3 separate regions of the Mus musculus genome follow, and regions 2 and 3 are each linked to region 1. A link is a loop called in an ENCODE intact Hi-C map of the cell type or tissue named here. Cell type or tissue: gastrocnemius. All regions are shown on one strand. Each heading gives the region's core, and the rest is flanking DNA. Links, peaks and the distances in the headings are about the cores only.

What was found. A loop is a pair of places that touch in the nucleus more often than their neighbours do. Peaks named below come from ENCODE experiments on the same cell type or tissue, not always from the same donor. Only the 100,000 strongest peaks of a DNase experiment are listed, where the experiment ranks them.
Region 2: it touches region 1 in a loop (5-fold over the local background); 5 of 42 quality-filtered maps call a loop at or near these places.
Region 3: it touches region 1 in a loop (6-fold over the local background); 28 of 42 quality-filtered maps call a loop at or near these places.

Annotation. Positions count from the first base shown.
Region 1 is chr15:10,867,787-10,878,528 of GRCm38, forward strand. No RefSeq gene overlaps it. Among named protein-coding and RNA genes, the nearest start is that of Gm19276, 44 kb to the left of the region's middle. In gastrocnemius, for the core only: CTCF peaks have their summits at 4,778 (motif pointing left) and 4,984; DNase peaks (open chromatin) are centred at 4,772 and 4,949; H3K4me3 peaks cover 545 bases; H3K27ac peaks cover 311 bases.
Region 2 is chr15:10,578,429-10,589,170 of GRCm38, forward strand. Rai14 (retinoic acid induced 14) reads right to left here. Exons shown (of 18, transcript NM_001166408.1): 12 at 9,410-9,496; 13 at 5,354-5,408; 14 at 1-58. Among named protein-coding and RNA genes, the nearest start is that of Gm10389, 16 kb to the right of the region's middle. In gastrocnemius, for the core only: a CTCF peak has its summit at 5,161; a DNase peak (open chromatin) is centred at 5,186.
Region 3 is chr15:10,495,496-10,506,237 of GRCm38, forward strand. It overlaps Ttc23l (tetratricopeptide repeat domain 23-like), which reads right to left. Exons shown (of 13, transcript NM_001378877.1): 12 at 6,596-6,696; 13 at 4,607-4,684. The coding sequence ends at 6,621. It also overlaps a transcript of Rad1 not described here. Among named protein-coding and RNA genes, the nearest start is that of Rad1, 15 kb to the left of the region's middle. In gastrocnemius, for the core only: a CTCF peak has its summit at 5,542 (motif pointing right); a DNase peak (open chromatin) is centred at 5,546.

The DNA of each region.
Region 1 (10,742 bases), core at 2,258-7,257:
TAGAGTTCCAAGTTCAGCGAGAGATCGTGCCTCCGCAAAACGGAACCCTATGGAGCACAACCTATGGAGCACACGCGAGGGCAAGTTCAGGCCTTTACAACTCTACCTATGCACAAGCACATACACACGGGCACATATTGTAAACACAGACACGTAAAAAGAGAAAGAAGTTGGGCCAGGGTCCCCATGAGGGTTCTGTGTCAACACATGAGTGCTAACAGCAAAACCAGGGCGGGGCCAGTAAAACAGGAAACGGAAGCTAGAAGCCTTTAAAACTAGAGATGGGAGAAGATTGAATCCTGAGGTGTTAGAGAGGCCAAAGACCTACCCCATCTCTAGGAGAAACAATGGGGACGCAGCAAAGAAAGGCACTGAACTATGTGGGAAGTCAGAGCCAGTCAGTTCTGTTGGATCATGGGCTGATTCCGAAGGACCAGTCCCTGGCAGCCCCAAATCCTTCTTCACTTTGGGAAATTCTTAAGTTCTGGGCTCTGGCCCAACAGCAGTCGGAGGCTCGGAGTTCTGAGGTTGCTGTGAGACACCCACGCCCACTTCTCTCCTCTTCACCCTCCAGCCATTTTTGTTCTTTATGCCTCTATGAACGTTAAGCAAAGAGAAGAACGATGTGGTCAAGGTGATATGTATGTTTCCTGGGCTACTCTGACAAAAGAAGGGAACTGTACTGTGTTAAACTGTGGGACCTGAAGTGCAAGGGCTCCCAGACAGGACTCATTCCTCCTTCCAGCTCCTAGTGATCCTTTGTAATTCACTGACATTCCCTCTCCTGAAAATGTATCGCCCTGTTTCTTGCCTGCATTTCCACATCGCAGTCTCCCTCTGTGCGTCTGCCTCTGTGTCCAACTTTCTGACTTGCATAAAGGTTCAGCCACGCACATGTACTTAATCAAGATCTGCACTAATGACTTCATCTTAACTTAATAATCTACAACAACCTATATCCAGCTGAGGTCACATTCTGAAGTATGGGGGTGGGGGAGGGGAGGATTTCAGAATGATGTCATCCAACCCATAACACTCTCCTGGCTTCTCTGAAAGCTCTTCGGGCTGAGGTGGGGAGAGGGAGCTGCAGACCGAGAGGGAACGCACACCAGAACCGCACAGCATCTGCTTCTTCACAGTAACTAAATAGATTGCTAGGTTGAGTCTTTGGTTTTATTTTATATGTGTGGGGTTTTGTCAGCAGGTCTGTGCAGTAGATACATTCAGTGCTTGCAGAGGCCAGAAGGGGGCAGACAGGATCCATAAAGAAACTGTCAGGTAAAGAGTCTTTTCTCATGTACTTGTTTGGAAGGATCTAGTCCAGATGACCTGATGTCCCCAAGGTGTGAGACCAAAGACTGGGATTGGGAGACATTGCTGGTAGTGGAGGGTGCTGGGTCAGACCCTCAAACTCTGCCAGCTGGCTAGCTGTTTACTTCACCTGCAGTGATAGACGGCTCTCAGTCTCAGACTGCCTTGCATCAGTTCTTCCCCAGTCTAGAGACAAGAGGTGCCTTGTGGGAAGCAAGGCCATGACCCAAGCTCGACCTCACACGCGGTTTCTTTCTCGTTGCCCAATTCTCTCGCCCCCGGACAGTTTCGTACTCAGAGGAACAACAGCTCCAGTCTGGGCAGGGTAGTGAGCTCACTGCCTGCTATCACCACCACCTTCTTTGTACAACAACCAGGCCAGCTAACGGTCAAGAAATGGTCCTGTCAATCACCACGAGAGCTCTTTACTGCTTTCAGTGTCCAGGGAGAATACTGGAGGCTCTCCCTCCCACAGCCAGCCCAGTCCAAGTTTCTGCATTAGTCCCTCCTTGTTTATTACCTGCCAGGCTTACTTAGAGCAGCAACGTGATCAGAATGGTCTGGCACATGTATTTATAAAACATAAGTGGTCACAGGAAAGCTGCGTTTAATAAGTAAAGCGAACCAATCAGAAGGGGACAGCGAAGGCTCTCCATTTTACCATATCCAACAACTAAAAGCACAGTAAGAAAGTTCAGTTAAATTCGAACATCAGAGAAATGATAACTAATCCTTTAGTATAAGTGAATCCTGGGCAATGTTTGAGATGCACTCACACTAAACATTATTTATTCTGTCTCTTTATCGGCAACACCAACTTAACCGTACTGTACTGTGGTTTCTCCCGCCTGCGGCGGTTCACGGTCAAGATCTCCAACGCCTTGACTCTTGACTGCTGGGGAGGAAATCTGGGACGTCTCCAATCCTGACGTCAGCAGCCCTTCATTGTGGTAGCTTTCGTCACAAGTGCTGCTCCAGGGCCCCCAGGAGCTGCCTGGAAGGCTCACAATGCCTGCGCCTGGGAAGTCCCGGAAACAGGATGTGCATGGGATTAAGTGTTTGCAGATAATCCTGATTGATTCCTCGGGCTCTGATAGGATTTGTCCAGGATTCCCTGCTCTGTTAATGAGAAGTGAATGTTTAGGTGACATCAATCATGTTAGTGTCCATTAGGTGGAAAATTAGTTAAGGGTCATTTCAGTTACCAGTTCTAAGACACTCTCTCTCTCTCTCTCTCTCTCTCTCTCTCTCTCTCTCTCACACACACACACACACACACACACACACACACACACACACACACAATGCTTTCCTATTATCATCCCCAAATCACGCACTCTGGTTCTCTATGGCTATAAAAACAATACTTGAGTATTGTTGGAAACTTGGGAAGCATACAAGAAAATGAAGAGAAATAAGCAAATGAAGCGTTTCTAATACTGAAAAGTTACTGTCAACATATAGATACATGATCTTTCACTCCGTGTCTTTCAAAATATATATAAATATATATTGTTAGTTTTAAATTTTTAAATTTAAATATATATGTACGTATATACATATATAGGTGATTTGAATATTACCCAAGTTTAATATACATGCGACAATCTAGACATCATGAGTATACATGACTAAATCATACATGATTAAAGTGTATGGGAATATATATAAGTGATATATATATATTCCCATACACTTTAATCATGTAAAGTGATAAGCCAACTGTATACATGATACAAGTTCAAAGAGTTTGAAATGGACGATTCATTACTTATATTAACTGGGACTTAAGACTAGGCAGAGAAAGAGGATAAAATATCAAAACAAGTTCCTGATAAAGAAGAAAGAACATTGGAGTGAAGGCCACAGAGAAAGGTGAATGCTATGTCATCAAGGTGCTAACTGCCCTCTGACTCAACGGTTCCTAGGCAAAGTGAATGTTTGGTGGATAGTGAGGATCCAGTTAAGAAGACCAGTTCCTAATGCCTTCCCATGGAAATATTGACATATACAAGAAAGCAGCCACTCCACAAGCAAGTGGCTTCCAGGATGATGTCACTTCAGTGGTACTTGGGAGTCAGCCGTAGCAAGTCTGTAATCAATATGCTTATAAATTATTAATGCTTATATGTAAGCTCTTTCTTTGGAGAGTTTCTTGTTTGAGGATGCTGGGGCCGAGTTACTCATTTCAGGATGCTGTAATATGAAATTGGGAGCCTTTCACCATTATATGGCAGCTAAAATGGTTTCTGCAGCCAGTTGCTAAGCATTGAAACTTGGGACAGCCATCTGGACGGGTTGTGGCCAGTGTCACAGGCATCTGTGGAGAGATGTCCTCCAGGAGTCTTCAGGCTAAGGGTGAGCTAGAACACACACACACACACACACACACACACACACACACACACACACACACACAAAAAGAGAGAGAGAGAGAGAGAGAGAGAGAGAGAGAATCTGCTATGGACCAAAAAAGCTTCCCTACTTTCCCAAAATGCACCTCCAAACACTCAGATCTCCAAATAAACAGCTGCAGCTTCGTACGCTTCGTAGTTCCCTCCCCAGGAGGACAGCAGATTCTGTGGGACATTACATGTGAGACCCTGGGGACTAAAGACTAAAGATGAGCTCACTCAAAGAGCTGGAATCACCAAACGGACTCTCTGGCTCTTCTCTCACTATCTGTTCTTTCTTCATAGACACACACCTCTCAAGACATATGACTAGGAAAATACACGATTATTTGATAGTTTTCACGGTGTGATGTGTATGAGGTTACCTTAGGAATTCTTCCTAGAAAGTTATATAAATATTTCTTATATTTCTTGCTGAACAGAAACACTCAGCCTCACGGGGATATTAAACAAAATGAGAAATGCCAGCGCAGGAAGAGATGTGGAAATTTAGGATTATCTAGACCACCGTGGTCTAGCCTGGCTTGTTCAATGGTCATCTCGCAAAGAAAAAAAGTGTTACCAAACATGATATTTCTGCAGCCCCCCTCTTACCTCTACCCCTGTGCCCACCCCATTTCCACCCCACCTCACTTCTATTCCTCTCTCTCTCTCTCTCTCTCCAAAGCCCAACTAGCCAATTGTTCAGACACAATACCTTATCGTCTCATCTTTTTGGTAAGAAGTACCTGTCTAGAATGAAATTTCCAACACAGAAGTCATGTCAAGTTCCTAAGAAGTTAAATAAATAAATAGATAAGTAAATAAGTAAGTACGAGGTTAAAGTGTAAAGTCTTAAACAATTGGGGGAAACAATCAGTCAGACAGTTACAACACCCATTGTTTTGGGCCGCCATTTTGAACAATTATAATGAACATTGATAAATTGCATTTAATATTAAAATGCATGCAAGTTCAATATAGAAACTGGAATCTTTCTTGGTGGGTGGACGGAGCACGCCGTAAAGGCCAACTAATCGGCTGCCAGACTGTCAGCTGTTCTACATCGCCACCTAGTGGTGTAGACTGTTGAGGATTTATTTTTATTTTTATTTTTAACTTTTAATTTTACTTTTTACTTATTCACTTTACATTCAGCTCACTGCCCTTCTCTCGGTCACCCCCCCCCCCCCAATCCTTCCCCCATACCCTCTCCTCTCTTTCTCTGAGCGGGTGGGGTCCCCCTGAGTATCCACCCAACTCTGGCACTTGAAGTCTCTGCGAGGCTAGTGAGGCTAGGCTCTTCCTCTCCCACTGAGACCAGACAAGGAACTTGACAATCCACCGTGGCCAATGATTAGAAAAACAGCACCGTTCTTGGCTGTTGCTGACCTCAATTCGGATTCTTTCCTCTCTTTGATTTTGTTTTATTGTTTCTCATCTTACATTTTTAACAAATTCAAAAAACATTCATAGGCTTTCTCTAATATCAAACATCTCCCTTTACTTCTATCACTGGTCAAAAAAGCCCCAGACATCTTATTACCCATTCTCTTCCTCCTTTTACCGTGGATAGGATGAGTTCCTGCCGCCTCTTTCTTTCATGCACCCACATTCCCCTTTCTCTTCCTCTATTTCATGTCAAGGGAAATGCTGTGATCTGAATGGTCACTCTAAAACTTCACACTGAGTTTTAATAGCCTTTCTATCATGGTATAAGAACACTGCACTCCTAAGTGGACTAAGGTCATTCTCACAGATTCGGATAGTTACAGGAGCAGGGCCCTTCTTGTTTTATAACGTACTCAGTCTCAGGTATTCTGTTATAAACCACAGTAAATGGAAGTACAACAGCAAACGGGTCCCAAGGGTCTGGCTGCTGCGGTAACAAATGCCTCAAGTGTGCTAAACGCATTTTGGAACAGGGACGGGCCAGGAAAAGCAGGCTTTTGTGGCGGCACACCCTACCCAACGCCAGCACTCATACCATGATAGCAACACAGCATTTCTGACTCTGGCAGTGTGCTCCTCTTTAATTTGACTTACGATACGGCACTGGGATGGACATGGGTGTGTGTTTTCTTCCAAGCTTATTTTTCCTAAGGTTCTGTGTTATAAACCAATCTACCATATTCAAAGCATGATTGCTGAACCTAAATCACCGTTATTATTTGCCGTTCAGCAATCTCAAATTTAAATTCAACGGAACTGACATTCCCTGAGCAGGGTGAGAGATAAAAGAGATGAGTAAGACCGGACTTCCTCCTTCCTAGAAGCTGCTGGGCTTCTCTGGGGCACAGGGGCAGAGCCAAAAACCCTCTCCTTGGCGCTGAGCTGCAGGACTGTGCCTGTGGGACATACAGAAAAGGAAAATCACAATCAACTGAGCCTTGGTGACTTTCCATCTTCAGGAACCTTAGAAGGGTGTAGCTCATGGTGTCCAGCAAGCCTGTGACTGCTCATGCTAACACACTTTTATGTTTTGTAAATAATATTGTATTTAGTCTGGATGTGTGAAAACAGGGAGCTCCCAGTGACTGTCGTTTGTTCTGTTTCTATAAAAATATTTCATTTTTAATTTCTGTTACTTTATGCATGTGATTTGTCTTTTATTAATCACTCATCTTTTTTCTCCTTCTTATTGGTTAGATTAAAATATTTCCTTCTTATTGACACACACGGATATCAGATCCTGTTGTTTTATACTAGAACAAGTATTGCCTCAGAATTCTTAACCTTTAGTTTTGATTTTTGTGTATAGAAAGTTTACCTTTTATATAGTTATAGGATGTGGCCTGCATGAGTTTTCCCAATGTTAGTTTACAGCCAGCTATTTACAAAGAGTTTACTTTTGTGTGTGTCTCAATTTTTGTAATATGTGCCTTTAATCTACTTCTAATTTATTAATATGTTATGTCCTTTGAGTGGTTTTGAAAGCAGAGGATAATAGAAACTCAGGAGGTAAAAATCAATGGAAGTTGAAAATGTCTGACAAAGTCTTAATGAACTACAAGGAGGAGTTAACACTACACTTGTGAGACCAGGTTTTCATAGCATGAACTTATGTCAGAAGCTCTGGGAAAAGGTGTATATACACACATACACACATATACACACATACATACATATATATGTATATATATATCAATGAAAATAAAAATAATAATGATGAAAATAAAAAACAGTAGCCTAGAACATGTATTGAGAGCCATGTTTTATGGCACTCATCAGTAAGCAACATTTTTTTCAAGATTTTATGTGTGTGTGTGTGTGTGTGTGTGTGTGCGCGCGCGCGCACACACGCGCACACGCGCACGTACATTATCTGCATGTATACCTACATGCCAGAAGAGGGCATCAGATCCCACTGTTGATGGTTGTGAGCCACCACGTGGTTGCTGGGAATTGAACTCAGGACTCCTGGAAGAGCAGCCACTGCTCTTAACCTGAACCATTTCTCCAGCCCCCAGTAAGCCTCATTTACACCTGTCTCCTAAATTGAGGAATAATGAACCTAGGGCTTGCAAGAGCAAAACAAATTATCTATGTTCAAGCAGCAGAAAAGTTGTCCTTGACCCGGAGAATCCCTGCTGTAATCTCTGTGGCACATAGTGTGCCATCTGATGAAGAGGAAGTCTATGACCGAAGTAGACACAACTTATGCTCAGGAGCTAGAAAAGTTGCCAGGAGAGATGTTCTCTGAGCAGTTGGTAGCACTCAGAGATGGTGGTGGTAGTGTTGGTGAGGTCTCAATAACATGGCTGAAGTTATATGGAATAATTTACTCACTGTCTTAAGACACACAATAAAATACTATAGACTAGGTGGCTCACAAATGATAGAAGCCTATTCTTCACAGCCTTGGAGGCTGTCAAGTCTAAGACCAAGTTTCTTGGAGTTTCAGTGTCTGGGGATGGTCCAGGTCAGCCATCTTTTTACTGAAACTTCACAAGCAGAAGGGGAATGAGATTTCTCTTTGGACTCTTTTTTTTTTCCCCCTGTGGACACTAATGCTATTCTAGGTCTTTGCTCCCATAATTTAATCATATCCTAAGAGTGGTCAAGTTTAGACAAGTGACTTTGGGAGGGACATGAACATTTATTTGTTTGCACTCACATTTCTTACTGTTGGTGTTATCTGTTTGCTGCCTGGCACTCAAGCGGCTATGAAGTGGCATCCTTTTTCATGCCTGCTGTGGTAGTATTAGACAGGCCCACAAATACTCTGACAATCTTACCTTTGATCTGCAGAGCTTAATTATCTTCAGGTCAATTATCTTTTAAATGTGGGTGGTAATAATGGTGACTCATTTCTAAATAATCAAATAAGACAGAGTTCTGGTATTTGATTCCCAACTTTAGGATATGAAGACATTGTGGTGGGGTTTGATCTATTTCTATGGGTTCAAATGCTAAATTCTGCATCCCAAGATCTGGTTGCTCCAAGACGAGCAGATTCTCACATACATCAGCCTTTGTTGTGTAAACCTTACCACCCAGTTATTCCTGATTGGTTAATAAAGTTGCTGACAGCCACTTGATAGCTGGGCAGAAGAGATGCAGGCAGGCTTTGGTTTCCAGGCTTGGGATCACTGGTAGGGACAACCAGGAGAGATCGAGGAAAGGAGGAGGAGGAGGAGGAGGGGGAAAGAAGTCACCATGGGGTAATATGGACACAGCATGTGGCTGTGAGACCTGGCCTGACGAAGCAGGAGCAACATCAACGAATATGGCAAGTAATATACTGGGGCTCAAGGCATGAGAACAGAGAAAATACATAAGAGGGCTGATGCCTGCTAGCGCCAGTGCTCTGAAGCTTATTATAATTCTAAGGGTCTCTGTGCCTTTTCTTTGGGTAATAGCTGGTTAAAAAGTAACTGCCACCATATTAATTTTCCCAGTATTAGTTATTAACCTCGGAATATTTAAATCACTACATTGTGGTTTCCTCTTTCTGTTTCTGTTAAGTCACTTACTGTGGGGGGAAAACCAGCCTCCATGACCCTTAATAGCACTACTGAGAAAGTCACATGGCATGGAACAAGCCGAGCCGGAAAGGAACTGAAGACTTCTGCCAGCAGCATGTGAGCAGAGTTAACTGCTCGGAGGTGGGTCCTCTAGCCTGTCAGTCCTCAGTGAGGCCAGTCCTATCCGATATCTTTATAAACCTCAAGAGGGATCCTGAAATTAGCTGTGCCAGTTCCAAATTACAAGCCCACAGACAGCCATGAACAATAAACACTGGTTGATTTAGGGTAATCTGTGAATGAAGAAGAGACAACCAATGTGTCTAGACTCAGGGATCATAAAACATCATTTGCTGTATTCTATTTAAGTGAGTTTTTAGAGCCAGCCAGTCTCAAGAGAAGATACTGATGTAAAAACTGGAGAAAAGAAATGGAGTCATGGCTTAAACTGTCCTAAAAATGGGCAAGTTGGAAGATGGTCAGAAAATATGAAATAAGCAAGTCCTTTGTAGTAGGTGTAGTTGCTATAGTAAAACAATCATCTATGCGATTTCCTGTGAAATTTCTATTATTCTATTGGACCATGGAGTCAATGAGAGCAGGATTTTCATATCTGTTTTGTGTTCATCCACTCTTCCCAAGAGACTTGTACAGTATATAAGGTATGTGATATGCTCACAAAATACCTTACGAACAAACACATATGACTGGTCAGGACAGAGGGAACATATATCTGATCCTGTAAGTTTTCTTTTCTTTTCTTTTCTTTCCTTTTTTTTTTTTTTTTTTTTTTGGTTTTTCAAGACAGGGTTTCTCTGTGTAGCCCTGGCTGTCCTGGAACTCACTCTGTAGACCAGGCTGGACTCTGCCAGAAACTCAGAAATCTGCCTGCCTCTGTCTCCCAAGTGCCGGGATTAAAGGCGTGCGCCACCACTGCCCAGCTCCTGCAAGTTTGCTGTTTTGCTTTGTTATGTACACACCAGCTTTCTGAATGATGCATAAAAATATACCATTCAAGCTTTACATTTGTGTAAAGTTGTCTGCTATTTACTGCATTGTGACCCTTAGCTACTGAACCATCTCTCCAGCTTTTAGTTATTTATATTATTTATGTGTATGGGTGTTTTGCCTGCATGTATGTCTATGTGCCGCATATGTGCAGTGCCCAAAAAGGCTTGAAGCGGCATCAGATCCCTTGGAGCTGGAGTCCCTGCTGGTTGGGAGCTGCCCTGTAAAACTGAACCCAGGTCCTCTGGAAGAGCAGTCAGGGCTCTTATCTGATGAGCATTGTCATCCTTTTAAGATTGCTCAAGTTTGTTTTCTGTTGCTGTGGTAAACTCTGTGACTCAAAGCAACTTGGTGAGGACAGGGGTTTATCTCAGTTTGCAGTTTGAGTCCATTGTCAAAGGAAGCCAAGACAGGAATTCAAGGCAGGAGCTTAAAGCAGAAACCACAGAGGAAGGCTACTTACTGGCTTACTTGCTTCCTCACTGGGCTGCTCAACTCCCTTTCTTACAGAGCCCAGGTGTCCCTGCTCAGGAGTAGAACTGTCCACACGGCACCTGCCCACATTAATTAACAATCAAGAAAATGTCCCCAGACATGCTCACAGACCAATGGGATGGAGGCACTTTCTCAGTTGGACCCCTGCATCCAGTTGTGTCAGGTTGACAGTGGAAGCTACCCATCCATCTCATGTACAGGGTCTCCTGAAGAACACAATGTGAAGTGATTTCTTAAAAAAGGATTGCATGAGCGAAGATCTTAAATTTTAATAGTGACTTGATTACTTTTCTATGCATTACAAAGCCCAGAAAGCACAAAGTGTGCTAAAGGGAAAGGGTGGTCAGTTGACCAGGCAGCACTCAGATAGAGCAACCGCGGCAGAAACCAATGAGTGGGGTTGAACTTGTATAGTAAGAGATGGAATCTTTAAGGGTAATTTGGTTTTATTTGTTTGACAGAAAGTGAAAATTCAGCTCAGAGATACTAAAAGGGTAATAGCATGTTTTCCTTTGCTTAAGAATTCTGTTTTTCAGTTGCTCATAAACACGTATACCTGACAGATGTA
Region 2 (10,742 bases), core at 2,444-7,443, 290 kb before region 1:
AGGACAAGAAGATCTTGTTGGTCAGCTTCAGAACTTATATCCAACAAGCTGTCAGCACCTTGGGGAAAGAGAAAGGGGAATGTAGAGACAACTTTTAAAAGTGAAAATGTTTTTCCTGTAACCTCTACCCCACCAGGCAGAGCGCCGGGGGGGGGGGGGGGGGGGTGTTTCGGGGGCTGGTGTTTTCTCGCTGTGGAATTGCAAACATTCCCTGAATGGAAGACACTGAGAGCTCACAGTACACGACCCACTCACTTAACTTCTCTCCGCGCCCTGTGTCCCAGCTGGGAGCCTTCTTATGTCTCTCTCTGTTCTCTCTTACCCTTCGGGCTTTGACACCTTGGCTGGGGCACTCGGCTGATGACTTCCTCCCTCTGCCCAGGGAAAGGCAGCCCGCACAGGAACACCAGCACAACCTTCCCAGTGCACAGGGAGGGGCTCTCCTTTGGTTCAAGGGCTTCAACTCCTCTCCCTACACAAGCAATCTACTGCTGGGGCAGAACTTCAAATGTCTGCCCCGAATCTGCCTTTTCAAGTTCATGACTTTACAAAACCTTTCCTGGATTTCCATTCTCCTCCTATTCACAGTCTGTGCTGTGCTCTGTAAAGACTTGCAACACACGTTTCTTTCACTGTTCACTGACAAAGGCTTCAGGACGCTGGTCAAGCTCTACTAAGAAGCATTCGCCAACCAGCCTAGCGTGGAATGATCGCTCCTTATCATACTAAATTTACCATTCTTGGCAAGCCACAATTGTTAAGTGTACTAATTATAATCAGCACACCAAAGCAACATCAAAGAACCCTGAGCAGAGTTCTCACTGGGACAAGGAGGACTACTGGGTGCTCAGTGACCCAAGGGACTTTCCTCAGAATGCCTGCCACAGTGCATTTGGAAAGTTTCCTAGGACAAAAATATCTACCTGATGAAGCTGTGTGTACTGGCCCAGCTGTGTTACTTCCTGACGGCAGCTCCTTTAACAATGATCATTGGCCACAGGTGACAGACCACACTCTGCACACAGCAGATGGCTTTTTATGCGTTTCATTTTTACCACAGCCACTTGATGCAGACAGGAAAAGTCTCAGTTTGGATGGATACAAAGTAAAGCTGTATCTGACGATAAGGTGCTATTCTCATGTCTGATACTAGGTGATGCTCTCTGAGTCCCTCTCTTCTCATGTCTGATACTAGGTGATGCTCTCTGAGTCCCTCAATTCTCATGTCTGGTACTAGGTGATGCTCTCTGAGTCCCTCTCTTCTCATGTCTGATACTAGGTGATGCTCTCTGAGTCCCTCTCTTCTCATGTCTGGTACTAGGTGATGCTCTCTGAGTCCCTCTCTTCTCATGTCTGGTACTAGGTGATGCTCTCTGAGTCCCTCTCTTCTCATGTCTGGTACTAGGTGATGCTCTCTGAGTCCCTCTCTTCTCATGTCTGATACTAGGTGATGCTCTCTGAGTCCCTCTCTTCTCATGTCTGGTACTAGGTGATGCTCTCTGAGTCCCTCTCTTCTCATGTCTGGTACTAGGTGATGCTCTCTGAGTCCCTCTCTTCTCATGTCTGATACTAGGTGATGCTCTCTGAGTCCCTCTATTCTCATGTCTGATACTAGGTGATGCTCTCTGAGTCCCTCAATTCTCATGTCTGGTACTAGGTGATGCTCTCTGAGTCCCTCAATTCTCATGTCTGGTACTAGGTGATGCTCTCTGAGTCCCTCTCTTCTCATGTCTGGTACTAGGAGATGCTCTCTGAGTCCCTCTCTTCTCATGTCTGATACTAGGTGATGCTCTCTGAGTCCCTCTCTTCTCATGTCTGGTACTAGGTGATGCTCTCTGAGTCCCTCTCTTCTCATGTCTGATACTAGGTGATGCTCTCTGAGTCCCTCTCTTCTCATGTCTGATACTAGGTGATGCTCTCTGAGTCCCTCTCTTCTCATGTCTGATACTAGGTGATGCTCTCTGAGTCCCTCTCTTCTCATGTCTGATACTAGGTGATGCTCTCTGAGTCCCTCTCTTCTCATGTCTGATACTAGGTGATGCTCTCTGAGTCCCTCTCTTCTCATGTCTGGTACTAGGTGATGCTCTCTGAGTCCCTCTCTTCTCATGTCTGATACTAGGTGATGCTCTCTGAGTCCCTCAATTCTCATGTCTGATACTAGGTGATGCTCTCTGAGTCCCTCTCTTCTCATGTCTGATACTAGGTGATGCTCTCTGAGTCCCTCTCTTCTCATGTCTGATACTAGGTGATGCTCTCTGAGTCCCTCTCTTCTCATGTCTGGTACTAGGTGATGCTCTCTGAGTCCCTCTCTTCTCATGTCTGATACTAGGTGATGCTCTCTGAGTCCCTCTCTTCTCATGTCTGATACTAGGTGATGCTCTCTGAGTCCCTCTCTTCTCATGTCTGGTACTAGGTGATGCTCTCTGAGTCCCTCTCTTCTCATGTCTGGTACTAGGTGATGCTCTCTGAGTCCCTCTCTTCTCATGTCTGATACTAGGTGATGCTCTCTGAGTCCCTCTCTTCTCATGTCTGATACTAGGTGATGCTCTCTGAGTCCCTCTCTTCTCATGTCTGATACTAGGTGATGCTCTCTGAGTCCCTCTCTTCTCATGTCTGATACTAGGTGATGCTCTCTGAGTCCCTCTCTTCTCATGTCTGGTACTAGGTGATGCTCTCTGAGTCCCTCTCTTCTCATGTCTGATACTAGGTGATGCTCTCTGAGTCCCTCTCTTCTCATGTCTGATACTAGGTGATGCTCTCTGAGTCCCTCTCTTCTCATGTCTGATACTAGGTGATGCTCTCTGAGTCCCTCTCTTCTCATGTCTGATACTAGGTGATGCTCTCTGAGTCCCTCTCTTCTCATGTCTGATACTAGGTGATGCTCTCTGAGTCCCTCTCTTCTCATGTCTGATACTAGGTGATGCTCTCTGAGTCCCTCTCTTCTCATGTCTGATACTAGGTGATGCTCTCTGAGTCCCTCTCTTCTCATGTCTGATACTAGGTGATGCTCTCTGAGTCCCTCTCTTCTCATGTCTGATACTAGGTGATGCTCTCTGAGTCCCTCTCTTCTCATGTCTGATACTAGGTGATGCTCTCTGAGTCCCTCTCTTCTCATGTCTGATACTAGGTGATGCTCTCTGAGTCCCTCTCTTCTCATGTCTGATACTAGGTGATGCTCTCTGAGTCCCTCTCTTCTCATGTCTGATACTAGGTGATGCTCTCTGAGTCCCTCTCTTCTCATGTCTGATACTAGGTGATGCTCTCTGAGTCCCTCTCTTCTCATGTCTGATACTAGGTGATGCTCTCTGAGTCCCTCTCTTCTCATGTCTGATACTAGGTGATGCTCTCTGAGTCCCTCAATTCTCATGTCTGATACTAGGTGATGCTCTCTGAGTCCCTCTCTTCTCATGTCTGATACTAGGTGATGCTCTCTGAGTCCCTCTCTTCTCATGTCTGATACTAGGAGATGCTCTCTGAGTCCCTCTCTTCTCATGTCTGGTACTAGGTGATGCTCTCTGAGTCCCTCTCTTCTCATGTCTGGTACTAGGTGATGCTCTCTGAGTCCCTCTCTTCTCATGTCTGATACTAGGTGATGCTCTCTGAGTTCCTCTCTTCTCATGTCTGATACTAGGTGATGCTCTCTGAGTCCCTCTCTTCTCATGTCTGATACTAGGTGATGCTCTCTGAGTCCCTCTCTTCTCATGTCTGATACTAGGTGATGCTCTCTGAGTCCCTCTCTTCTCATGTCTGATACTAGGTGATGCTCTCTGAGTCCCTCTCTTCTCATGTCTGGTACTAGGTGATGCTCTCTGAGTCCCTCTCTTCTCATGTCTGATACTAGGTGATGCTCTCTGAGTCCCTCTCTTCTCATGTCTGGTACTAGGTGATGCTCTCTGAGTCCCTCTGACATGAAGTCTGGGGGTGGGGGTGGGGTCTTCATTTTGGGGGAGATGAACTAACATAATGAGAGCCTGAGAACAATCCTAAGCAACTGAAATTGAAGTTTCTTCTACAATATAATAGATTCTTTTAAAAGTATCCAATGGAACATTTACTCAGTTACATTAATTAAGATTTGGAAAATTTAACTTTTTTTTAAAAATGTATTTAGTGTATGAGTATTCTGCTGCATATAAATCTGCAGGCCAGAAGAAGGCATCAGATCCCCTTACAGATGGTTGTGAGCCACCGTGTGGGAATTGAACTCAGGACTTCTGAAAGAACAGCCAGTACTCTAACTGTTGAACCATCTCACCAGCCCCAGAAAATTAAATTTCTAAAGTCCACAAATCCACACATTTATAGAACATACACTATAAGAAAGTGAATGTTGGAGAAAAGGGGACCTTGGAAATCCTATAGACTCATTTCAATAGAATTCTAAAGATATATTCTTTGCAACACAGTGGGTATAGGTATCTATCTGCATCTCCTTTAAAAGGGACTTCTTCATTTTTTTTTTTTTTTGTTTTTCTTTTTGAGAGAGGGTTTTACTATACAGCACAGGCTAGCCTCAGAATTGGGGTCCTAGGACAGATCTTTAAAAGGCACAATTGGACTAGAATGTAAATAAATAAGATGATTTTAAAAAAAGGCACCACTGACTAGCCCCTGTGTTGGTGAAGCCATTGCGACTGCATTTGACTTACTGGCACTTTCTTTACCTAAATGTACTTAGAGCCCACGGTGGGAATTAAAGTTAGCTAGTGGGAGCAGCAGGGCTATAGAGTCCCCTCTGTCTTGGTGATATACCTTGCTGCTTGGGTACAATGAGAGTGAGATGCTATAAGCCTGAGACCTGTGGCCTGCACCCCCAAACTGTAAATGCATAAGATGAAATACACAGGCTATAGCAATCTGATAGCTTATTTTTGACACACTAAATAACTAAGACTGAAAACAGGTCCAACAACTGCTGTGCATTTAGTGGGAGGTACAGTAACTGGTATCTGAACTTGTCTACAATCGTAAGGTGACAGGAAATTCTGAGTCCTCCGGGCACTGCTGCTACTCTGCCAACACTATTTACTGCCGCATTCTTAATTAGAGAAAATACTAATGGGAAGTGAGAACTGAAGATGGAATTTTTTTTTACACTCAAACTTAGTTCTTTAACATATAAACCCCTCCTAGTGGAGAAAGCACGCCTGTGCACTGCTGGCTTAGTTCTTTAACATATAAACCCCTCCTAGTGGAGAAAGCACGCCTGTGCGCTGCTGGCAGTCCTGGGACAGGCATGAGCTGGTTCTCATGACCTTACACAGAGGGCTTGACTGGACGCTGCTCTCCTTATGTAAACATGTAAGAAATTAAATGTGGTCAAAGGCAGGAAAGGCGATTTTCCTGTTCATACCTGCAGTACTGTCGCTCAGCCTGTCTTTGTTTTCTTGTATGGAGCTGATCTCAGCCTGTGTGTAGAAACACAAATGACAGTTAAGGAATTTTCCTGAATATCGTGCTCATTACACTTAAGTGTCACACTGACTACTCTCCTTGAGTCTGACCGCAGAAAGAAGGTCTCCTGGGAATCCACTAGTAAAATGATAGAAAATGTCACAACAGGAAAACAGGCAGTTAAAATATATGCAAATAAAAGAAAATACATGCAAGTAAGAGACAATTACTTATAAAAGTATAGTTTTGAAAATTTCAGAAATTGCAGAGGATATACTCTCAGAATATTTTTTTAGAAATTGTAGTTATATTTTAAATTATAGTTTATATAGCAGCCTTTTTTCTGGACTTTATCCTAAAACCTGAGATAGCAGAGTTTTGTTTTTTTTTTTTTTATAATATAGTTAAATAGAACTAGTATTTATGTGTGTCATGAATTGACTAATTAAGTATATTAAACATGATTTTTTTTACATCTATTACTTGTTAAATTTTCTGCTATTAATCCGTTTAAAGGACATAGTAATACGTAAGAGCTGTCTGGGAGGAAAACATTTTGTAAGGGAATAAAAATTTTCATGGTCTTGGACTGATGGTTAATGCCCTTAAGACTTTGTTTGTCCTTAAACTTTGTTAAATTACTGCAAGGTTCCTTGAACTCACTCAATACAACACCTTGCCAGAAATCCCTGTACTTCATCTAGGTGAGCTACAGTGTCAGGAACATACGGAGTTGGTCACTGGTAGCACAGTGGCTTATTTTTGACACTTGATAAAAGATGGCTGTCCCGCCCTTTTCTCTTCAGCTGTAAAAGATACGAACGGTGGCAAACTGCCTCAAATGACAGTTGACAATTTCATGAGATTATAGCAAATGATTATAGCACAGATAGCAGCACCATGGCAACCACAGATTTCCATCAGTCATCCCCAAGGTTTCCTTCTCACAGCCAATCCTTGCCTGCTCTGTCCCCAGGCGGCCAGGACTCCCCGATTTTCATTTTCTACAATGGACTGCCACACAGTAAGGGTATATGTGTAGCTGGTTTTTATTGTTATTATTGTTATTATTATTATTATTGACGGCTTTCTATGTCTGGTGCTGTTTATATGCCACACAGCTCATCCCTTCTGCACGTCATCATTGAGTGATACGCTTTCACACAGATATATCGTATTATCTGCATCCACTCAGTACTGATGGCAATTCAGCTTAGGCTACTGTGAATAAGACAGGGACATTTAAGTATCCAATTCTGTATGGACATTTTTTTTTCCTTTTGTTGGGAAAACACACAGGGCTGGATCATAGAGTAGGCACATGTTTAACTTGTAAAGGAATTGTGAAACATACAAAATAGCTAACATTTTACAATCCCACCTGGAGAAAACGACAGATGTACTTCGACTATATTGCATGCTCATCAACCTTTGGTCTCAGCCATTCTAAATTGGCACTTAAAGAAATCTTGCTTTGCTTTGTGTTGTTTAGGAGCCAGAGCCCACCTTACTGTTGAGAGTTACAATTCACGGTATTGCTGGCTGCAATGCATTGTGTCTCTCCAGCCACAATCTTACTAGATGACGTCAGAACGCTAATACAGGACCATGATTCCCTTGTGTTGCCTATATGAGTGTTCATCTCAAAAGTCTACTGATACGGCCTAAAGTAAAGGAAGTGGCAGTGTGCGGGAGTGGGCCTCAGAATTCACCTTTAATAAGTCCGAGTTGGAGGATGTAAATACACAACCAGCTACACAGGAGGGATTCGTTTAACAGTTAGAAATTTCCCCTGTCCAACTACAACATCCCAGGGATGCCTAGGTAAACAGTCATTATAACCGAGGTCCCCCCTCTTCTTTAAAATACTTTCTAAATACATACTTTACAGAATTGGTAGAATAAGGCCTAATGGACTTTCTAAAATAGATTAATACTGCTTTTATAGTCAGGAAAAGAATTTGTGCAGCCATGAGAAAAGCTTTGTTGTTGTTTTGGTTGGAAATGTCAACTCGGTTTGGTAAGATCAGTTCTAGGTGAGCTATTGTTGAGCTATGGAATGGTTTTTAATGACTGTGTTTTTAATTATGCATGTGAGGGAGACCAGCAGTGGGTGTCAGACCCTCTGGATGGAGTCAAAGGCAGCCGTGAGCTGTCTGCTGTGGGTGCCTGACTGGAACTGGGGTCTCATGCAAGAGCAACACACATTCTTGACACTGAGCCGTCTCTTTTCAGACCTTTTCCTTTCTGAAAAAAATACACCTCACACCTGGAAAACTTTAGATTTGTAAAGCAGTTATGAAACATTACCCTGTGTCTGCTAACATTAACGTCTGTGTTCATAATACATTTGCCAAAAATGGACACCTCAGCACAATGGATGATTGCTAACTAACTTACAACAGTGTGTGTCCAGATTACAGCACTCTCCCACTGGTAGCCTTTTTATATTCACACCAGGGGCACGGTCTGGGCTCTTCTACACATTAACACTGAGCCAAGTGCCTCACTTTACAAAGCTCAGGCTAGCCATGAACTTGCTATCTCCTGGGTTAGCACTGGACTTTTGATCTTTGTGCTTCCGCTTCCTTAGCTGGATATTTCCAGTGTGTGCACTACCACATCTGTCTCTATCCTAGTGTCCAATACAGGATACTGTATTTCATGTAGAGAATCCGTAAAAAAAAAAAAAAATACAGCTGCCATTTTATAAATAATCTATACTCCAGAATAAGGGAGATGAGTGTTACCAACCAGAAGTAGGTAAATTGTACCACCTTCAGTTTTTAAGAATTTTAATTTTGGCTGGACTAATGGTTCAGAGGTTAAGGGTAGTGGCTGCTCTACCAGAGGAACCTGGGTTCAATTCCTAGCACTCACATGCTGTTATCATAACTGACTATGTGACTCCAATCCCAGGGAATACAACGCCCTCTTCAGGCCTCAGAGGGAACTGCATGCACAAGAGAGCAAACTTATTATTAAAACACTCGATGTACTTAAAGTAAAAATTAAAATTTCTAAAATTAACAATACATTTTATTTATGAATTTTGCATATATTTATTGTGTACATAGTGATGTCTTGATTTATATGATGAAGAATGACTAAATTGTGAGAGTTAACATTGCTTCAAGTTTTTGTTTTGTTTTGTAGTTAAAATTGGGCTGGAGAGATGGCTCAGTGGTTAAGAATATTGACTGTTCTTCCAGAGGTCTTAAGTTCAATTCCCAGCACCCACATGGTGGCTCACAAACCATCTGTAATGGGATCCGATGTCCTCTTCTGGTGTGTGTGAAGACAGCTACAGTGTACTCATATACATAAAATAAATAAATCTTTTAAATAAATTACCAAAACGTCCTCTCACTAATGATTATTTCTGTGTCTACATGCACGTGTGAACACACTGTATGTGTGTGCATATGGACCCATGCTTCCATGGGTGAGTGTGGAGGTCAGAGGGCAACCTTGGGTGTTCCTTCCTCTCTATTAGCAACACAGCCTCTCACCCTAAGAACGACAGGAGTGTCAACCCAGGAATAACTGAACACAGGTTTATGTGGATTCTGGAGATGTGACCTCAGCTCTTCATTCAGCAAGTATATCCACTGAGTCATCTTCCTAGCCCTTGACGATTTTAAAGAAGACGACACACTATGAATGGTAGTCACTGTGTTATCGAATAGAGTGCTTAGGTCCTTTTTCCTTCAACATCTTCCCAGATTCCTCACTCTTTTCAACTCCAAGAAAAACCCTCTGTTACTATGACCTCAAGATTTTATATAAATGGCATTTACCTCTTATTTAAAAATTATCAGTAAATATGATTTATTTTTCTAATCTTGTTTCATGGTATCCTCGCTAGAAAAAATAATCAAGGGGCTCTTCATGGTGAAATGTCATGACACAGTGATTCAGAGGTATAATACGGTTTGCACAGTGTTGTATAAATTAAAGCAAGGCCATCGGTATCATAAATACGCCAAGAAACCCCAACACGAAAAGGGGATACCTTAAAGGGCGCTTCAGCAAAAAATACTGACTCCTTTCCTGAAAGTGGTGTAGATGTTATTGATCGTGGGGAGGACACATCACTCAACTGAAAAAGAAAAAGAAAACCACTAATAAAGGGGGGGTCTTCCAAGCCTTGTCTTCCCTGGTGCTGAACAATCCATGCTGTAATCCCTATGGCTAAGCCTAACAGGAGGCTTGTAGAGTTTCAGGGGTAAACTCTCAAGGCATTCTAGTAAAGGTGTCAAGTCAAGGAATTCTGAAAGCTGTCAGAGCATTAACTAGGTAGCATTAATCTATTACCTAACACCAGCTTCTAAAATCTACAAAGTTCTACTGTGGGTTGAGAGCAGTATTAACAAACATGCCAGCATATTTACAAGGACCTACCAGATTCGACAGTCCTCTCCACTATCTGAATATGGATTATCTTCTTTATATCCTATGCTGTCTTAGCAGTAAAACCTATCCTGTTTCTACCTGACATTTCATTGCTGCTGTTGTTGTTCTTGCTCGCCTGACTTATTATTATGAACTCAGAAGGAAAAAAAACCCCTTTAAATATTAGCCACTCATAAATATAATAAGAAAGTCAAATATATTATATCCACATTTTAAGAAACTAAAATTCATTATCAATATCTTAACTAAGCTGTTCATATAAGGAACTAACAACATTTGAGATTATCTTGGAGAAAGAACTCTGTCATAAAATTGGAAGAAATTTCCTTGAGGTTTTATATACATATATATTTTTTCTAATTTTAAGATAGACAAAACCTACAATATTCCAGATTAATAACTGACACTGTCATTTGTGCTCCCCCCGCCCCGTGTGTGTGTGAGCGTGAGTGTGTGTGAGTGTGTGTAAGTGTATGAGTGTGTGAATGTGTGTATATGTGTGTGTGTATGTATGTATGTATGTATATGTGTGTATGTGTGTGTGTGTGAATGTGTGTGTATGTGTGTGTGTATGTGTGTGTGTGTATGTGTATATGTGTGTGTGAATATGTGTATGAATGTGTGTGTGTATGTGTGTGTGTGTATGTGTGTGTGAATGTGTGTGTATGTGTATGTGAGAGTGTGTGTGTGTATGTGTGTGAGAGTGTGTGTGTATGTATGTGTGTATGTATGTGTGTGTGAGTGTGTATGTATGTGTGTGTGTGTGAGAGAGTGTGTGTGTGTGTGTGTGTGCATATGGTGCTCTTCTGGAGACTGAACCTAGGGTTATACACACATAGGTAGGAATGCTATCACTATGCTACATACCCAGCTTGAAATGTAAAACTACTAAGGAAGATTTAGAAGATGTGTTTAGGGTTCACTAATACAAC
Region 3 (10,742 bases), core at 3,473-8,472, 370 kb before region 1:
AATTTCTCTTTTCTATGCTAGACACTAACAGTCACTGATGGTTTGGGGCATGATACTTGGGGAAATAATGTTACTCTATTGCAAGATGTGTTTAACATTCCTAAAATTATCTCTTCCGGTCATTATGACTCCTGTCCCCAAATAAAAGTACCCAAGGCTACTGATGGTTGAAAACAGCCAGTGGAAGAATACAGGTTGAGTTTTATAAGTTTTTAGTTTTGTGTTTTTGAAGTTTATATCATTTTCTTTTTGGAAAATTTTGCTTGCCAGAAATAGGTAAACAAACAGCCTTTTTTTTTCTCTTTTTTTAAACCTTGTTTATTCCCCCATTTTATGTTTCTACCTAGAATTTATTTAACTACTCAAAATAGACTAAATAATTTCTTAAATTATACTTTTTTAAATCACAGAATTTCGGATGTAAAGTATTCCTGTAAAACATGGTTGCAGCTACCTGAAGGGGTAGGCTATGATCCTCTCAGCGGTTTGGAGTGGACTCTTTCAGAACGCGATGGAGAGCAGGAGGTGGCTCAGTGGGTAAACGTGGTCCCTGTGCAAGCTTGACGAGCTGCCTTCCGTCCTAGGACTCGGAGAGAAAGCTGGATGCAGTGCTGTGGAGCTGTTAGCCCAGCACCCCGGGGCCAGATGGGAGGTGACCAGAATCAGCACAAAGTTTGTGGTCCTGCTAGTCTGGAGTACACAGCACAACAAACGAAAGAACTGCCTCAAAAAGGGGCAGAGGGATAGCCCAAACCCTTGAAAAGTCTGCAGGCCTTCACACATGTACCGGCATTCAGTTTACTGCAGGTTTTTAAATGCACAGACCCCGCCCCTTCCTACCTTCACATTTCCTGTTCCTCGTCACCTGAAATATAAATCAGGGGACTGAGCACATGTTGAGCAACTGCTGAGCCACTGAGCCTGATCCTCACCTTCCAGTGTTGCTTTTAATCATGTCAGGGTATATGCACTTCAATATGCTCATTGATACCACAACAGACCTCCGTCTCAGGGAATAGATGCCGCAGACCCTCTGGGCCCCTTTGTCTGCGTGGAACGGGTCTCTAGTCTCAGGTGGGCAAAGCGTCGAATAAATTGACAGACAGATGCACACAGGAGAGGTTGTGTAGTATCTGAATGTAATGTCAACTCGAGTATCAGACTTTTTATACAGAAGACAATAAGGAAGTTGGGTGACATACAAAGAAGTTTGGGTACAAAGAGGTTTCTGGATTCTTACATAAAACAGAGGAATGCAAACACAGAAGGTCTAACAGGAACCACCTGGGATAGAATTCATTGTTAACAACTGGGATCAACAAGGGCTCCACCTAAGATTCACTAATCTTAGAAGTCAGGCTCAAGGGCTTCATGCCCTTGCCATAGTTCCTATTTTAGTCTATTGTATAGTCCACCTTCCCCTTAGGTCTTTAGTGATGGTAAATTCCTGTGTAAGGGAGTGACTAGCTTTTATTCAAAGTGGTAGTGTAGTATCAGAGACTATTCTGAATGTCAGTGAATAGCAACATTTTTACTGAATTTCAAGCCCATGATCTTTCTCAAGGATGTTCTAGGACTGTTGGAACACTGGCGGAAGGCTTTAACTATGTCAGAATTCAATCTTAAAAGGCACTTATAGGATAATACTAAAAGAGAGCACGTGGATCCATACACTAGACTAATGCAGGAATGGAAAATTAATGTATGGGTTAGAGAGAACACCAGACTCCAGGAGCGAGTTTCTATGAAACTCTTTTGCCTCATGAGTAGCTTTTAAGCCTCAGCCTGTCAAGCTGACTCAACCGGAGAGCGTGGCAAATAGACAGTGCTGCAGTTAGGAACGCTAGGAGTACTTGAATGTGCAAATCTGTTATGGATAGGAGTTTTGATTACCTTTGCAATATGTTTTTCTTGTGAAATTAAATAGCTTATGGATTCGTATACGATAGCTATAGATACCCTTGGTAAAGCTAAAGAAATTCAGGATTGTAAACTGACTAAATTAACTCAGAGAAGTGCCTTACCCTTTCATGAAAAAGATGAGTCCTATCTATTAGGGTTGTGGCCTGTCCCTCTAGGGATGATATAGAAGTTTGGTTCCTAAATAGTCTTCCTTCCTACTGTTACTGTCTGAAAGGTTTTGCTTGCTGTTATTATCCGAGAGGTTTGGTTGCTGTTACTAACTAGGTTGGAACAGTATTGTCTGGTCTCTGAACAGGTGGAACTTTGATACGAAGGAGTGAATTGATGACTCACATCTTAAGTACAACGAGCTGATGGACAGGTTGCAGAAACTTTGCTAAAACTGCTTAAACGTCTCCATATGACATGGTCTGATTTGGGCTTGGATTTCTTCTAACTCGATATGGAGATCATAAGAAAATAACTTAACCTCATACACCCCAAAATGCCAGTGTCTACTAACTAATTCAAAAGAGTAGTGTAGTTCAGGCCCATTAGCAACTGTATGCATATGTCTACAGCCATACTACCCCAAACATATAGAGTTTAGTCTGGTCTTGGAAGGTAGGCAGAGTTGGCCCTGGTTAGCACTTGGATGTAGAAAACATCAAGAGTTTGATTGTGGAATCCACTTGCTGGCTCCCAACTGATTGAATTTAGAAAGCAGCTTGGTACTTACCTAGTTTTCCAAAGATAGTGCAATTTCAAAATTAGGTTACGTTATACTCAGCATTTCTACTGTTTCTTTGAGTTCACAAAGCAATAAGATTTTAAGTTGGTGAAACTACTCTTACCTCTAAACACACAGTTACCACAGTGGTTTGTGTCTCTATCTTTCCCAAATCCATAAACTGTCGCGCCCGCTCTCGACCAGCAAGAACGACGCGACCACCAGTCCTTCTAACAGCAGTTTATTCAGTCCTGATTCTTCTTGTTTATATCTCCCCCGAACCCTGGGCCTCTCACTCCTTTTATACTCTCTCTCATCCACGCACCGCAGGCCACGCCCCCTCGCCAGTCACGAGGCTTCAGCTAATCAGTGCAGCAGGGGCAAATCTCCACCAAATTGGATTCACCTGTATCCTGGTACACCTGCGCAGCACTCAAGATGTTTGTGTCTTATATGAGGAAGTCAGGTGCAAGTCATATGACTTAGCTGCAGTCCCTGGCGCCTTTGGGACTGCCGCCACACCCGCTCCCCACAATAAACCACTATATGGAAGTGGAGACAACTCTTCCGATGCTACTTGAGGCAATCAGAACTTCTGGATGAGAGCAGAAGTTCCATCTCCAGGCGGGACTGAAGCTAACAATGACAAGCCGAGTAACCAGCAAACAATCAATGATAAAAAAGCAGAGTCAGGACTGCACCTGGGGACTTTGATTCTGACTGCCAGACTAAGGCATTCTGGGGAAAAGATGGCAGCAGCCCAGAGAAAACCAACCAGTCTGTGGGCTAGCCTTGATATGAAATGGTATATGTGTGCTCTGGCCACAGCCAAACACTGCTCATCACTTCCTATCACTTGGAATTGTATGATTACTGGATTTTACAGGCTGAACAAGTTAGTTCTTGAATAAAGAACGGAAATGTTCTGTGAGTACTAATTGAAAGGGTACTTGGTAGCGAGACACTAAGTTTCCCAAAGACAAAGTCTTTGAATTCCATTAAGTCAATTCAGGTAGCAAGCTGAAGGGGGGCTTTTTTTTTTAAAGTTGTCTAAACTAATATGAAATTTCTCTCTTGCCTTTTTTGCATACATGAAAAATAACATAATTTTGTTGCAGCAGCAATACTCCAGGCTAAGCTGGCCCATCAGCTTTTACTCCCAGGAGATTCTCCTGTCTCTGCCTCTCATGTCTCCTAGGAGTGCTGGGATTACGGATACATGCCACCACATGCAGCCCTCTATCTTACATGGCTTCAGTGCTCGAATATAGGTATTCATGCTTATACCCCTTGATATGCTATCTTTCCAGCCCTCCCCTTTCTAAAGTTTTTAAAATCCTTAGATTGGTGGAGGCAGTGTGAAAGGAAGCCCCATCTATAATCCAGGAATAACTACCAGACTAACCTTAAACAAATGCCTTAATCTCTTTTCTACTATCCACAGGTCACTTATAAAATAAGGTCCTTTCTGATTCTAGCATACAATCAGATCAAGGCAGATGTCGCAGGAGACTCAAGCGTTACTCACAAAGCAGTTTCGGTGGCTGTAAACAGGCTGTGACTGAAACCACTTCCAGTCTATTAGCGTGTTCCTTGATAAACTGCTCAGTGAGGTACTGAGACTCTGGTGCAGTTCTCCAGCCCTCTCAGCACGTGGTTGTGTTCAACCCACAGTAGCTAAAAGAAGAAAGTCAAGACTTCACTGAGTTACAATTAGAAAAGAGCAATGGGAGGTGATAGAGACCCAGAGACATGGAGTACTGCCTAAAGGATTTCTTTACCAGGTTATCTTGTTAGAAACCAAGATCCTGGTTTCTAATAGCTCTTACATAGCCTACCCACAAGGCTGTGAAATGGAAGTCTTTCCTCAAGAGTCATTAGAATCCTTAGTTTAAAACAAAACAAAACAAAACTCGCTTCCACTTTGGCGCTGTTGTTGCATTCATGCTGATAAACATATGGTGTGCTCTCGAATTCTGGTTAGCAACAAGGTTGTCTTTATTGTTGTCTATCTTATGTAGAGTTTCCAGTCCCTGATAACACTCTCAAGATCTAGAAAGGAAGAAGAGGGATTTTCAGTTGTGTTGGTTCTACTCTCCAATGGCAGATGCCCCTGCCCCAACACCAACCACATCACTCACTGCCTTATCAGTGCTGAAATGCTGTGCTCATTCTGAGGCTAGGACAGCATCGCATGACCTGACATTACCCTATCTAACCATGTTGAATGAGTGTTTAAACAAATTCAAAATAGGACTAGAGTCTTGGATTTGGCCCAAAAGACCAAAGCTCTTCTTCCCTCGACTTAAATGACAAACTCTGGGTATCGTAACTACCTGGGTTGCATTTAACCTGCCGCTGAGGAAAACCTATCTAATTTATCCAATGTACTTCAGGATTTTCAAGTAATTTCCGATGGGCACAGAGATTCAAACGCCACGCTGTAAGAGGACCCACCTTGCCTGTTTCTTCCTATTAAGGCTTCTATGCTCCCATTCCTTATACTGGGAGAGCTGAACTGCTATTAGGATTGTAGGCCAAAATACTCATCCCCAAAGTTTCTATGAAGAGTGCTTTTCAGACACCGTGCCTTCAGTCTAAAACAGGGTGATTTCATAACCCTTGGAGGGATGGAGTAACTATATTCCACAGAAATCTGATACACAATTTACAAGGAACTTGGGGGTTTAAATACACAATTTCACTTAAGATTGTTTCGTGTTCTGACTGCTACCGGGCTACATAAGATACAGGAAGTTACCTATGGCTTTAGTTACCTTGTCAGTAACAAGAGATAACGTTAGCAGAGGAAACAGGCACAGATACAGTTCTGCTCAAGGGTCCCACTAAATCAGAGGTGGGCAAAAATCTGAGCTCCGTGACTGCTAGGAGAGTGAGTCAGCCAGCTGCCACACGGTGGCAGGATTCCCCTGTCCAAAACCCTATGTTGTCAGACACACAGATTTGCTAAGTATAGTCAGTCTCTTCTTTGTGTTTGAGTGTTCATTTCTAACTGTGTTTCCTTTTCTGTTTTCAGGGGTTCTAGATCCTGTTTGAAACATTAACCAACAAAATGTTTTCCCCATGAGATTAGTGTTAGCTTTCCCAAGAAGCCAGCCCCTGCCTCCATTTGCTTCGAGTATCGATGCTCTAACAAAAGATCATGAAATCACAATAATAAAAATGGCTGACAACCTAGTACATGGTTACTGTGGGTGAATGCTTTGTAAGCGCTCCATTTGTTTCTCACAGTGATCCTGACACAAGGATGGTACTCATCTTTATTTTATAGACAAGGGAAATGGGGTTAGATAGATCTAGAAAGTATTAGTGGTCCAGGGATCCCTGTTCCCAGAGCTACACTGAAACTATAACCCACTGTGTTGCCAACAGTGACCTCAACGCTTAAGTGTTCTACCTGTCACACCTCCCAAGTAGCTGAGACCATAGGCAGATGCCTCCATGGTTAGCATTTGAGCTGCTACTCTTAACTACGGTGAATCGTAAGGAACTATTAGGTCACAGGGACATGTTCAAGTCAACTTTCTATGATCAGGTAAATGGTTGATTGGTGACATAATTGTTATCCTAAGACTGCATCATGCCTTAAAGAAGAACCCAAATTCTTTACCAAACTATAGAAGGACTCTTGAACCCTCAGATCGAGCATGTCCTACACCCTTTGATTTGAACAACTGACTATTGCAAAAAGAATTTAGGTTCATAGAAACACAATAGCATTAAAAAATATTAATTTGCTCTACAGATGTAAGGAGCAGATGTAGTGAATTCCCAGTCCAGTTACAGCACCCACATCACCTTGTTGGCTGCTGCTTGTTTTTTTTCCTAAGCTGATTTCGACCACAGCTCTTTCCCACTCCAGGGAGGCTGTGTGCACCTCTCGGCAGTCACCATTCCCTATCGGAAATAGGAGCAAGAGCTGTGCAATTGCCAAGTACTTACCTTTCGTCCTGGGCATCGCCCTCCTTCACTCCATTCTGTCTCTGCATGCACTTTTCTTCTTTCCTGGAGCAGCTACTTTTTTCCATCTGGATAAACTTGCCCTTTGGAAAACAGCTCAATGGTTACCCCATGGAGGCTTTTCCGGGTCCTATAGCTACTCTCTCATTTCTATTCTCATCACACAGTGGGCTCTAACCTGGAATGCACACTCTGTATTTTACTGTTTCTTTGAGCTCCTCCTTGCATCGTGGGCTGCCCCCTTACCATGAATGACTGGGGTTTATTTACGATGGTTACCTCTGACATCCAGTGAATGTGTTTTATTTATGTTGCTTATCTGTGACATCTATTGCTGTACCAGTTATTTAGGAGGGTCTTATCAGATGTTGAAAGCATGAGTAAGACAAGTATACTCTTGATACAGGTCTCTCCAGAGGTAACTGCCCCGGGGCCCATTTCTACCTCTCTCAGCCTCCTAGCCCAGGAGTAGCTGCTCTGTTGTGTTTCTGTGACCAAGAGGCCTTGAGGAAGGACTCAATGCAGGTAGTAGACACAAGCTATGAAACAGGATGTAAAGGTGATGGTTTCTTTGGTTCTAATTATGTCATAGATTTTTTTTTCCTTTCTGGGTGGTGAACAAGTCCACTAAAAGACATTTGCTAAAGAGTAAAATCCAACGTGAAGCGCCACAGCTTCTGCTCTAACTCTATAGACGATTATTAAGATGTGTTGTTTTGGGGTTTGTTGTATAATGTTGTTTTGTTTCATTTTTTTTTCTTACAAGTTTTCTTTTTATAATAAAGGTTTTTGTTTGTTTGTGTGTTTGTTTGTTTGTTTGTTTGTTTGTTTTAAGATGCTTGGACCCTAACAGGTCAATGAATTTTGCGGTTTCTGGTTTGTTCTCTTTTTGTAAATATTATTTTCCCCCTGTGTTGGAATATGCAGCTTTAAAATCCATCCATCAAAAAAGCTCTGTCAATATAACTTCTCAGCTTGCAATTATCCCAGAGAGTTTGGCTGTGATGAAAATAAAGCAGATGCTCTCTGCTTTCCTACTTCCGACTAATAAGTCTGGCTTCATAGGTACAGCCAGTATCTATCAGTCTCCCATGGCCTAGCACACGCTGGTGTGAAGTACGTAAATACTCTCACTCTGCACTGTAGAGTACAGATACTGTTTGATTCCTCATTAAAGAAAGCTGAAATGTGGGGTAACTTGTACATGGAAAGTGTTGGAACAAGATTTAAACAACTTCACAACACTATGTTTAGTATGTGCTCTACATTATTGTAATTAGGATTCTCCTGTAACGGGGATGGGGCACTTTGCAAGGTAATGGTGACTTTCTGATTATGTAGCACATCTAGGCAGGTGTTGGCCCAAACATTAATCTCAAGAGGTTGTTCTACTAATGGAGTTCATGCTAATGTTAGCAAATGGCGATGTCCTATTTGTCAGTAAAATGGCTTCTTCATCGCCATTCTCTCCACATCTGGAATCTTTGTCAGTCTTTGTCATCATCTCCAATCATACACTCTCCAGGCCAGATGGCTTTCCAAGCCAGCTTACTCACATTAACTCATTGACTTACAACAACCCTATGAGCTGAGCATTCTATGTTTATCCCTAGTTCATGGAGGAGTTGTCCAAGACCATATGCTAACACATAAAAGAGCCAGGTTATACCACAGCCACTGGCTGAATCCCACTGCTACACTAAATTAGCTCTTAATACTGACACTTAAACGACATACTTTAAATTTATTTTCCATCATCACAAATAAGATGCATGTTATAAATTTTAAAATAAAATAACAGAGATATATAGCACAAAATCTCCACACACAAATGACCCAGAGATAATACTATTATCTTTAGTAATCACATATTTTTAAAAACCAATAGGGGTTTTTTTTCTTTCTCCTTCCAATATATCTGAGGTATTCTCTGTGACTCTCCAAAGCTACAACTCATGGTTTTGAATGACCATGTTGTAACATACAGCACTCTTTCTTCTGGTTGGCATTTGAGTTCGTCTACCATATTTTTTCTTATTAGAAACAAATTGTTAAGGAAGGTAAAGACAGACATGCACATAATTTGTGTACAGATCTCAAAGGATGGATTCTGAACCATTTTTCAGAGTCATGGGACACATACATTTAAATGTTTTACTAACCATTTTCCCTTCAAAATACCAACAAAAGGTAGTATAACAACCAATCATATCAACAAAATACGAAGAGGGCGGACTCTGCAACCTTTTTCACAAAAATGGACTTATAGTTACAGTCTTCATTATCACAAATTCTCGGCTAACACTTGGATTTGTTAATGCTGCATGAGACTGGAAATTGTCGGCTCACTGGTTGTTTACAGTTCCTTAATGTTTCATTGCAATAGGGTAATTACTGTTTTCTGGAAAGTTTCTCCTCCGCTGGCTTCTTTTCTGTTTTTTTCTAAGGTCTCTTTGAGTCTCCATCTAATAATACAATGATAATGGTTGTTGTTGTTGCTAATATTACTGTTGCTACTACTACTATTAACTACTACTACTAACTACTACTATTACTACTACTACTAACTACTACTACTATTAACAACTACTACTGTATTAACTACTACTATTACTATTACTACTACTACCTACTACAATTAACTACTGCCACTACTACTACTACTGCTGCTACTAACTACTGCTGGTACAACTAACCACCATTACCACCACCACCCCTACTACAATTCATGAAAGCTGTGTTTCTGACATATATTAAATGCTTAGATAGAGCATTCTTATTATTGTTTAGAGATAGAGTAAGCTGGGAATTCTCACTACATTTGTACCCCAGTACTCAGCTACTAAATCAGGCTATAATCTCTCCCAAATAAGCATGAATTATCTCCAAAACTCTTTCCAAGTCTCATTGTTTCATATACACACATTCTGTAGATTGTTTTATCCTTCTCATGGGCTTCGGAAGGAATATTTCTCCTGAGTCCTTGCTCCAAACAGCCAACAGCTTACTAGATATTGCCAAATGGGTGTACAGGGAGTACCTCAAACACAGCACAGGCAACGTGGAAATCATTATCTCCCTAAGTCTTATGTATCTCTCCTCCAGGATGGTCTCCTCTGCCAGCACTGCCCATTACATATTTATCTCGTTTTCAGGCCGGGGACTTCAAAGCCAACTTGAGTCTTGCCACTGACATACTTCACATCTAATTGGTTTCAACTCAGATGGCAGAATGTTTCTCAATATATCGTCAATACATTCCTTTCTTATAGCTTAGGTACTTAGGGGTCTCAGCATCCTTCTCTTAGGCTATTGGATCTGCCTGCCAGTGTGCTCCTTACTTCTCCCTACTTGTCTTTCACATCCATTGCTATTGAAGTTCATGTCTGAAAGCTGATAACTGTTATCATATCCTGTTCGAAGTTCTTCCATAGCTGCCTTCTGTATAAGTCTGAACACGTAGTATAGTTTATGAAAACCCCATGGTATGGCCCAAATATTTCACCTCAAGTTTATCCACAGCTTGCTATTATCTATGAACCTTAAAGTGTAACAACTCACGACAGCAGTTTCTTCACAACAGTGCTTACCGAGGAACACCCACTCTGGCTTCTTTTCTATCTGTGGTTTCAGTCATCTATCTATGTTTGAAGATACCCTACCCTTCCTGCATGCCGTTTACACTCACAGTTTTGGCTTCACAACGTATTCCCTATCGTTTTTTATTTATAATTCTATTAAAACATACTACAGAGTAGTTTCAAACTGGTTCTGTGTATATTTTCTCCAAAAGGAACGTCTCTTGGACACATTGAGTATTTCTTGTTCTTTAGGAGCTTGACCTACGAACGATTAACCTGAAGTGCATCTGTGACTCAGGTAGAAACTTAACAACTTCCAAGTTTATTTACAAATCAGAAGTTCTCTCTGTCTTTTCTAACCACTGAGATCTTAAGCGGTGCCCTTGCAACTGTTGTTTTGCTCTGGAATTAACTCCTGCCCCAAGCAGCCCGTTCTGCTCTGACTTCTTTGCAGAGCCTCCATAGGACACGACTTCAGGCTGCTGGCTATGGCAGTCCAGTGTGGATTTCACTGAGTTCCCGGAAGGAGGTGTCACAAAGCACACGAG